Regions from separate parts of the Mus musculus genome. Here region 2 is linked to region 1. A link is a contact called in ENCODE Hi-C or POLR2A ChIA-PET data. All regions are on one chromosome and are shown on one strand. The core of a region is the stretch at or near the end of the contact, and the rest is flanking DNA. Distances in the headings are between cores, read along the strand shown.

Region 1 (4,338 bases), core at 1,335-3,834:
TGAAAACACAAAGAAAAAAAAACTTTAAAAAATGTTTGAACTTCAGATATAACTAGGCTGCTGCAGTATGCTTGAAATTTCGGGGTTAATTCTCTTTTAAAGCATTTACTTTGTGTACATATGTGGTGTGTGGGTGGGGTGGTACAAACATGCTACCATACAAGTGTGGAGGTCAGAAGACAGCATGGGAAGTCAGTTCTTCTGCCTCCTAAGTACTGAGCATCAAACTTGGGTTTTCAGCCTAGGCAACAGGCATCTTTATCCACAGAGGCACCTTCCTTCTGGCCTGTACTTCTCATTTCTTTCAAGATGAAGTTTGCTTCTTTGAAATAACTGTGGCTTGTTTCCATCCCACTTCATTTTCATCTTATTTATACTTATAATCTTTTACGTCACGCCTAACTGTCTATTCTTCTCTGAACTTCTTGCAGAATGCAAGCCAAGTGCCCCCATCTCTGTGCTCCCACACCATCTTTTACAACGAAACGGCTGACATCTGCAGTTCATCCTAGAATGTGAGCATGAGACTAGCCAGCTCAGGGCTGAGATGGCCTGTGTATTTGTATTGTATTGTAATGCCAGATGACGTAGAGAATAGCAACGAATGTTCAGAAACTGAGTGCACTAAGTACTCTGCTTGGGCCAATATTTTGACTAAAGTGGCTCAGCACTTATCACACCTTCGTAATGTGCTGTCCAGCACTTCCCCACAATACTCTGAGGTAGCCATAAGTATGGCGGCGGCTCCAGTAATTGATTCTGGTTCAAATCAGCTTCCCGTTATTAAATGTATAAGTCGGCAAGTTAATCTTCCGGTTTACAGTGGCTGTTAAGAGTCTATGCATGGACCTTGGTAGCTCTACCAAGCTAGGCTCAGCTACCTGTCTTCAATTTGTCAAAAAGACAAGCAAGACAAAGCAGTGAAAGCGGTTTACTCAATATGGTCACACTAGGAAGAGGAGTAAGTAAAGGGGTTCAACCACTAACACGACGTTCAGAATATTTTAAAGGTCATGAGATGTGCATAAGTAAGGAGTCCTGGTAGCTACAATCATAAGTAGCCCCACTCATCACAGTCAGGACTGTGTGAAATCCTGCCCTAACTCTCCCACTGGCCAAGGCCCTAGTCCTTTCCTTGTTCTCAGCAGAAGACTCCTATCACAATTCCAATCCTTTGAGTCCATTGTCTCAACACTCTTATAGCTGAAGGGGATGGCATAAACACATACTCTCCTGCAATAACATGTGTACATTTCTTCCTAATATAGCCATACACAGCTCATTCTATAGTGTGATTCGAATTGTGTTTGGTACATCTTACACTAAAAACAGTTAATAAAAAGTTATTTAAATATTAAAATTAGGGCTAGAGAGATGGCTCAGCATTTAAGACCACTTGCTCTTGCTGATGACCCTGGTTCATTTTCCAGCCAGCACTCACATGGTAGCTCATAAACCATGCATTATTCCAGTTCCAGGGGATCTGACATCCTCCTAGAGTGCGCGCGCACACACCACGTGCACATATATGCTGATAAAACACCCATACATAGAAAATAAGTCTAAGAAAAAAAACTTAAATATTTGAATGACACTGGTGGGATTTTTTGTCTTAAAATTTTAATTTAAAATAAGCTGCAGAAATTCTGCAAATTCTGAAAACAGGAATTAGTGAATTCAGAATACATAATTGCCATCCTCAGACCCTAACTCTAGAATTTAACAGCCAATCCAAGTTCTTCTCCAGACCAGAGAATTCTAGTACTCACTTCCCATGTGAGGGTTTTTGTTATATACATGTGTGTATGTGTATAGTATATATATATGTGTGTGTGTGTGTGTGTGTGTGTGTGTGTGTGTATTATATACTTATTATTGTGTATGCCTGTCAGAAGACAACTTTTACGGTTAGTTCTCTCTTTCCGCTTTTGACATTGGTCTCAGAGATCAAATTCAGGTCGCGAGGTTTTATTTAGCAAGAAGCACTCTTTGCTCCTCACTCTCGACAGAAGCCATCTCGCCAGCCTACATACATTTTTTTTTTCAAGTAGGGAAAATATTGACTGTTCTTTTTTGTTTTTTGTTTTTTTTTCTGAATCTGTCTTCAGCCTAGAATCGCAATCAGAAAGGACAGAAATCCTTTCAACACGGTTTCCCCGCAGCTTTCTCCAGCAATAAGGCCACGCCGCCGCTGCCTATTCAAAGCTTCTCATAGTTTGCTGGCATGAGTGACAGCACCAAAGAGCCTTTGTAATTCTCCACTTCTCCGGCTTTTCAAGGTATTTAAAACCGAGTCCGCTGCATCTATCCTTGAGACACTACTCCTAACTCTTGATTTGAACAGCCGTGGAGAAAGAAAACAGAAGTTCAGAGCCGCAGTACCGGGCGCAGGGCACGGTTTCAATTCAGTGGGTACCGGAGCTGCTGCAGTCCCAAATTCCAGGAGCTGAAAAGGTAGTTGTCGGACGCGAAAGAGCCAGGGCGCAGGCGCGCTCAGGTTCCGCCCATTTCGGGAGGTCCGGTGCTTATTGGCCCGGAATCCCGGTGCAGCCCTATGAGGGGTAGTTACGTGCCTCGGGGCGTGGCTACGCCTCCCTGTCCTTGCTGGTGAGAGCGGTTTGTCTTGGCCTTGTGGTGTGCGGGGACCGCTTCTCCAGGTTGGTATCCGGCGGTTGGCTTGCCGACCTCTCAGCATCTCGGCCCACTCTCCTTCCCTAGGAGACCGTGGGACCGAATCGGCCATCGCCGAGTGCTCGGCCCCGGAAGCTCCGGCTTGAGGGTCCAGTCACCGGAAGTGCCGCCCTGGGCGGCGGAGTAAGCGTTCAGCGGGTCCTCGAGGTCCTTGGCCGTGAGAGGGGTCCGGGCCAGGCGCGGCGCCCTTCTTGTCGCTGTCAACGAAAAGTTGGGAGGAGAAACCTGTGAGACTGTCCTGGAGGTAGTAATGGAGCCAGGCTCGAATGCAGTCTGGAGCCTTCCTGAATGTCTAGACAACCATGGGCACTGGGGGGACCCTCCCCCAGCCTTAAGGGCGGAGATTAGTTGAGTTCCCCGGAATCTGCAGAATCTGTTTGCTCAAAGCATTCCATAGTCATTTATTTTTAGCAGCCTTGGTCCTGTGTAACATTGCATTCATGAATCGTATTCCTACAGGTTTTAGTGCACGAGGAATGAATCCTTGATCTCAGAAGTTGAAATAATAATGCGCCTATCAGTCACCTGAGCGTTTGAGGTAGAGGTAGGAGGATAGGGAATTAAAAGCCAGTTTAAGCTGCCTAGCGATTTTGAAGCTAGCCTAAGCTACGTGAGACTCTCCCCGTCTTAACAGCAAGAAAAACAAGGCCCAGGGCTTTGTTCTGAACTTAAAAATCTCTCAGCTAGAAGAATTCTTGTTATTTTGTGTAGAGCAGGTCAGAAAGAAACGGCTTCTTGAAGGAGGAACGGAAACATTAGAATGAGCAAAATTTTGCTGAAGGATGATGTCAGGATTGGAGAGTGCATGGGACATTATTTAAATGGCCTACTGTTAAAAGGAAAAATGTAAGCTTTGCAGTCATGCTCATTCAACATTGCTGCTTTTTTCCTCTAGGAGAGGGAAGAATTAAATATTATGAGTACTTCTGGATTAGAGACCTTGTGGATCTGAAAAAAATAAATCGTTGGGTTCTTGTTAAGGTAAGTGGCATACATCTGTTTCTATATAAATGTGAATTTTGGAGTAGGGATGGGACAAGAAAGAAGGTAAAACATACTTGGGAAAAGGAAAAGGGTCTTTCTGGTGACTAACATAGTGGCCCTTTGATAACCTTTCAGTACACCTATTTTTCTAACAGGCATACACAGCAGATTTGCAACAATTGTCCTTCTTTTGATTTACCATACAAAGAAGGCAGTGTGCCCAATGCTCAGACAGGCTCTAGGATGGATATTTAAACCTGGCTCTGTTACTTAACTGCCTGTGAGTTCTTGTGTAATTAGGTAACTGTCATAGCAACAGGTTTTCTATCAGTAAGATGGTGGTAATATTTGATTTTACAGTGTTCTTGGGAGGATTAAATGTCCATAATCCATGTAATCAATGAAAATTGAGGCAACCCCTGGTCTGAGGCTGTACAGCAAGTATGGTTTTTAAGACAATACGTTAAATACTTACTGTTTGATCATCCCATATATCCTTTAACCGAAAAGAATCTTGAGCTCTGAAGTTTTGTTGCTTAGCCTGTCTATTTGAACTTTTGTCTGCTCTTCGCTTATGAAATGGAGTCTGGTGTTGCTCGTGAAAAAAACAAAACAAAACAAAAACCAGAAGTCCTCCCTTCCTAGGAGGGGTAAAGGAAGCAT
Region 2 (4,338 bases), core at 1,118-3,617, 56 kb after region 1:
CCAGTGCCTTCCATGGAGCTGTAAGTGCCTGGGGAATGAGGCTTGAGGACCCTGGCTTATGAGGCTGTCTGTCTGCTAAGAATGGGAAAGAATGGTTGTATGGACTCATGGAATTAATAGAGCATGTCTCCTTTTATGAGTCATATTCCACACTTGAGAGGAGTTGAGTCAATTGCATGAGATGGGATGGGGAAAGACACAGATGGTAAGGGCAGGGGCAGGTACCTGCAGAAACTCCTGAAGGCAGCCATCCCTTAGGAACCCAAGAACCTCTGCAGCATGCTGACTGTGCTCTATATAAGTGAGCTAAGTCACGTGGCTGGTGATTAACCCAGAGTCTCACACAGTTTCTTTGAACAGAGACAGATGTTATAATTTAAAACCACATTGTAGAGGTGGTTGAGAGCACACACTTGCAAAGGAACGGAGTTTGGTTCCCAGCACCTAGTCAGGGCAATCCAATATCTTCTTCTGGCCACCTTAGGCATTTGCACTCACATGTTCTCAAGTACACATAGCATCTACAGAAATTTAAATGAGCAAAATAATATATACAGATATTAAAATATATTGCTTATATAATATAGATATATAAAATATGTCAAAAAAGCAAACAAAATTTGTGTGTGTGTGAATATGTGTATCCAAAAGATAGTAATTTTCTAAATGACACTTGCATACTTAGGTTTAGAATTCTTTAGGGACTCAGTAAAAAAAAAAAAAAAAAAATTAGTATTTTGTCAGAAAGCCAGACTTCAGCCTGTGAATATAAGGTGGAAAATAGCTTGGAAATTGAGTCAAGAGGTGCCATTGATGAAGTATGCCTGTGACAACCTTTGTTTTATTTATATTCACAAACTCTGCTCAGGGAGCTTAGGAAAAGTATTCTTTCAGATTGCCTGAGTGTGGGTCAGGTATTCAGAAGGAAGACGAGCAGGAAATCATCTGGGAAGAGGGTGGGTAAGAGAGCCAGACTTGTAACTCTGCTCATCAGATAAACTCTCACTTAGGAAAATGCAAGCCATTCTTTAGATCCAAGTTTGATCTTTAAAATTTAAACAGAAGGAAAAAAGAAGAGCTGGTGTGGTGGGCTGTGTTTGTAGTCCTGACTGTAGACAGGCAGAGCCAGGACGGTGCCTGGGGTTCCTTGGACTAGTCTAGCCTAGTCAGCATGTTACAGGCCAAAGGAATACTGTCCCCAAACAAAAATCAAAACACCCAATGGTGGCTTAAGAAGGACATGTTGTTCCCTGGTCTTTACACAGGAGCAGACATGTACACATGTGTATATATAAACTGTTTATTTTAATTTTTTTTTTTTGAGACAGGGTTTCTTTTTATAGCCCTGGCTGTCCTGAAGTCCCCTCTGTAGACCAGGCTGACCTCAAACTCACAGAAATTTGCTTGCTTCTTCCTACCAAGTGCTGGGATTAACAGCATGTACCACCTCCACCCAGCTTTTATTTATATTTTAATATAAAAGATATGTATGTATGTATGTATGTATGTATGTATGTATGTATGACTTTTATTTGCTTTTTTAACCAGCAAATATACCCTACTTGAAGATACTTACCAGAGGACAATGCCCATGGAAGTCTAGGGCTATAACAGGAGTCCAGACCTTAGTAGGCCCCCAGTCCTTAGCACAACAGACTCCATGGTGGAAGTACCATTCAGGACAAAAACTCAACATGTAGACAGCACTGCCTGCTAAAACAAAAACAAAGACCTAGTCAATCAAAGTCCATACTTCTGGAAAAGGCTCTAAAACTTTGCCCTTGGCTTTTGTAGTTCTGCTTCTGGCTGTTTGTGTTAACTGAAGTACGTCAACCCATGGCATGGTTTTTGTGCTTAAAGGCTCACCATGTGAAAGGTTCGGTGCTACATTTGGATCCTGAAATTCAGCGTGGTCACTGCCGGCTAATGAAGACTTGGCTGAAATTCATATCCAAGAAGTCTTCTGTGGTGAATACTCCACGACACAGATTGGAGAGTTCCGGAAGGACATAAAGAGCAGGATGCCGGCACTCATCTCTTCCCTCTCATTCTAGGTCAGTGAATGAGATTTCCATTTCCCCATATCACCCAAAGAGTTAACTACCCTGCTGAAATATAATCAAGCTCGCTGTGCCCAAGTCCGCTGTGCACACTCGGCAGAGGCTCACTAGTTTGGATAATCCAGTCGGAGACGCAATTCATGGGGCATATAGGACGAGGATTTCCGAGGTTAACTTCAGAGAAGGTTTTGTAAGGTCCTCTTCAGCTGCGCGCTCACGGGTTTTCTAACCTTGGACGGTTACTGAATCAATATCCCTGACAGTGTGAAATGACCCGGCAGAGCTTGTGGACCGGCTGTCGGAGACAGCTTGGCTGTAAAAGCAGTTTTGAGTTTAGTGTGGTGCGGTGGCTTGTGACGTTTCTAGGAGCTGTGCGTGACGTTTCACGCGTCGCGCCTTTTTCGAATCCTCCTTTGTTCGGTCTACTTGGTGGTTGTCACCACAGCAAGACCACCCGTTAGGGGACTGGAGCTCAGAGGGTCCCTGGAGAACAGGACCAACGGTGTCTTTTCATCAAAGAACGGCAGAACAGCGTCTTTTCACCAAAGAACAAACGACTGGGAGGTGGAGGCAGATGCTCTGCGTTGGTCTCAGTTACAGACTCGGAAGTTGAGGGCGACTTCGGAGTCACAGATTTGGTTGTCACCAAAGTTCCTTGTCTCAGCGACGAGGGGCTGCCTTAGACGTCAGGATGAGGAGACTTCAAGCTGGCTCATTCTATCCTGGTAGAAGGGAAATCCAGGCATCGGGTCCTGCAGTGGTCAGCGCTGGCTCCGTCCGACTCCGTGCGAATCGCCTTGGGTTTGTCCCTTTTGTCGCCGAGGCTCTGGAGATGCTCAGACCGTAAGTGCCAGACGTAAGTATTTCTTGGGTGACCTGAAAATACTCATTTCAGAATCTCAAGTTTTTTATTCCTTCGCTACTTCATTAAAGGAGGACGGAATGAGCGTTGGACAACCCCACTGTGTTACCCAAATGTTTTTGGCGGGAGGATTCCGAAATTCAGTAAAAATAGGAAAGGTTATCAAATTGTCACTTAGAGGCAACGAGGAGAACTGTGCAACAGGCGAACTCCGTCGTGGCTAGAGAGCGTCTTGTCTCTATGACTACTGAGCCAGTAGACTGTGCTGTGACCAGTATCTCTGGGTTCCACAAACTGGTCAGGAATCATTGCAACGAGATATTTGTTACTCTCTTACAGAATTTTCTTTCTGCTCAGAGAAACTTTCTAGTTAGAACAACGCGTGGTTCATAAAATTTTCCAGCTTCAAGAAATCTTGAAAATAGAAGTAAAGAAAGGCAAGAAAAATGAAAATTCTTTTAAAAAAAGATTTATGTATTTATTTTACATATATGAGTACATTGTAGCTGTCTTCAGACACACCCGAAAAGGGCGTCAGATTCCATTACAGATGGTTGAGATGATGTGGTTGCTGGGAACTGAACTCAGGGCCTCTGGAAGAGCAGTTGGTGCTCTTAAAAACTGAGCCATCTCTCCAGCCCAAAATGAGCATTCTTATTTATTTATTTATTTATTTATTAGATATTTTCTTTATATCATTTCAAATGCTATCCTGAAAGTTCCCTATACCCTCCCTCCGCCCTGCTCCCCTATCCACCTACTCCTGCTTCTTGGCCCTGGCATTCCTTTGTACTGGGGCATATAAAGTTTGCAATACCAAGGGGCCTCTCTTCCCATTGATGGCCGACTAGGCCATCTTCTGCTACATATGCAGCTAGAGATACAAGCTCTGTGGGTACTGGTTAGTTCATATTGTTGTTCCACCTATAGGGTTGCAGACCCCTTCAGCTCCTTGGGTGCTTTCTCTAGCTTCTTTATTGGAGGCCCTGTGTTCCATCTTATAGATGACTGTGAGCATCCACTTCTGTATTTGCCAGGCACTGGCATAGCCTCATACGAGACAGCTATAACAGGGTCCCTTCAGCAAAATCTTTTTGGGAAAAAAAAATCAACTGACAAGTACATGTTGTATATCTATAGGGCTAGATAGAAAGCTGTCCTTCAGTTGGTCGGTAAGTTCAGTTGGTTAGAGGGTGGTGCTAATAATGCCAAGGTCTCGGGATATGATCCCTGCCAGTACGGGCCATATGTGATTTGCTTTTAATCTGCTACAAACCCCAAACAGAACTATGTAAATTTGCTGTACAACAAAAACCAGTTTACTTCTCAGGGGCATTTAATGAAGGAGGCACCCATTTCGTATACGGAACAGCATCAAGAATGATGCTTACATTCTTACCCTCAAGTCCAGTCTTA

Evidence for each region. Hi-C counts contacts between places; a loop is a spot of excess contacts on that map. ChIA-PET counts read pairs that join two places held with the same protein, here RNA polymerase II (POLR2A).
Region 2: a map of left cerebral cortex shows a loop between it and region 1 (1.8-fold over the local background). The contact joins the promoter of 4930586N03Rik here to the promoter of Zfp322a in region 1. A Hi-C loop is called at or near these places in 5 of 37 maps with a recorded cell type or tissue (CH12.LX, T-helper 1 cell, T-helper 17 cell and 1 more). POLR2A ChIA-PET finds 5 or more read pairs at or near these places in 2 of 5 experiments (both embryonic stem cell).

The regions. Positions count from the first base shown.
Region 1 is chr13:23,367,454-23,371,791 of GRCm38, reverse strand. Zfp322a (zinc finger protein 322A) reads left to right here and starts at 2,584. Exons shown (of 5, transcript NM_001111107.2): 1 at 2,584-2,657; 2 at 3,587-3,672. All of the region lies in intron 3 of 4930586N03Rik (RIKEN cDNA 4930586N03 gene), which reads right to left.
Region 2 is chr13:23,311,554-23,315,891 of GRCm38, reverse strand. It overlaps 4930586N03Rik (RIKEN cDNA 4930586N03 gene), which reads right to left and starts at 2,367. Exons shown (of 4, transcript NR_131052.1): 1 at 1,867-2,367; 2 at 1,577-1,713. It overlaps 4930557F10Rik (RIKEN cDNA 4930557F10 gene), which reads left to right and starts at 2,485. Exons shown (of 2, transcript NR_126444.1): 1 at 2,485-2,903.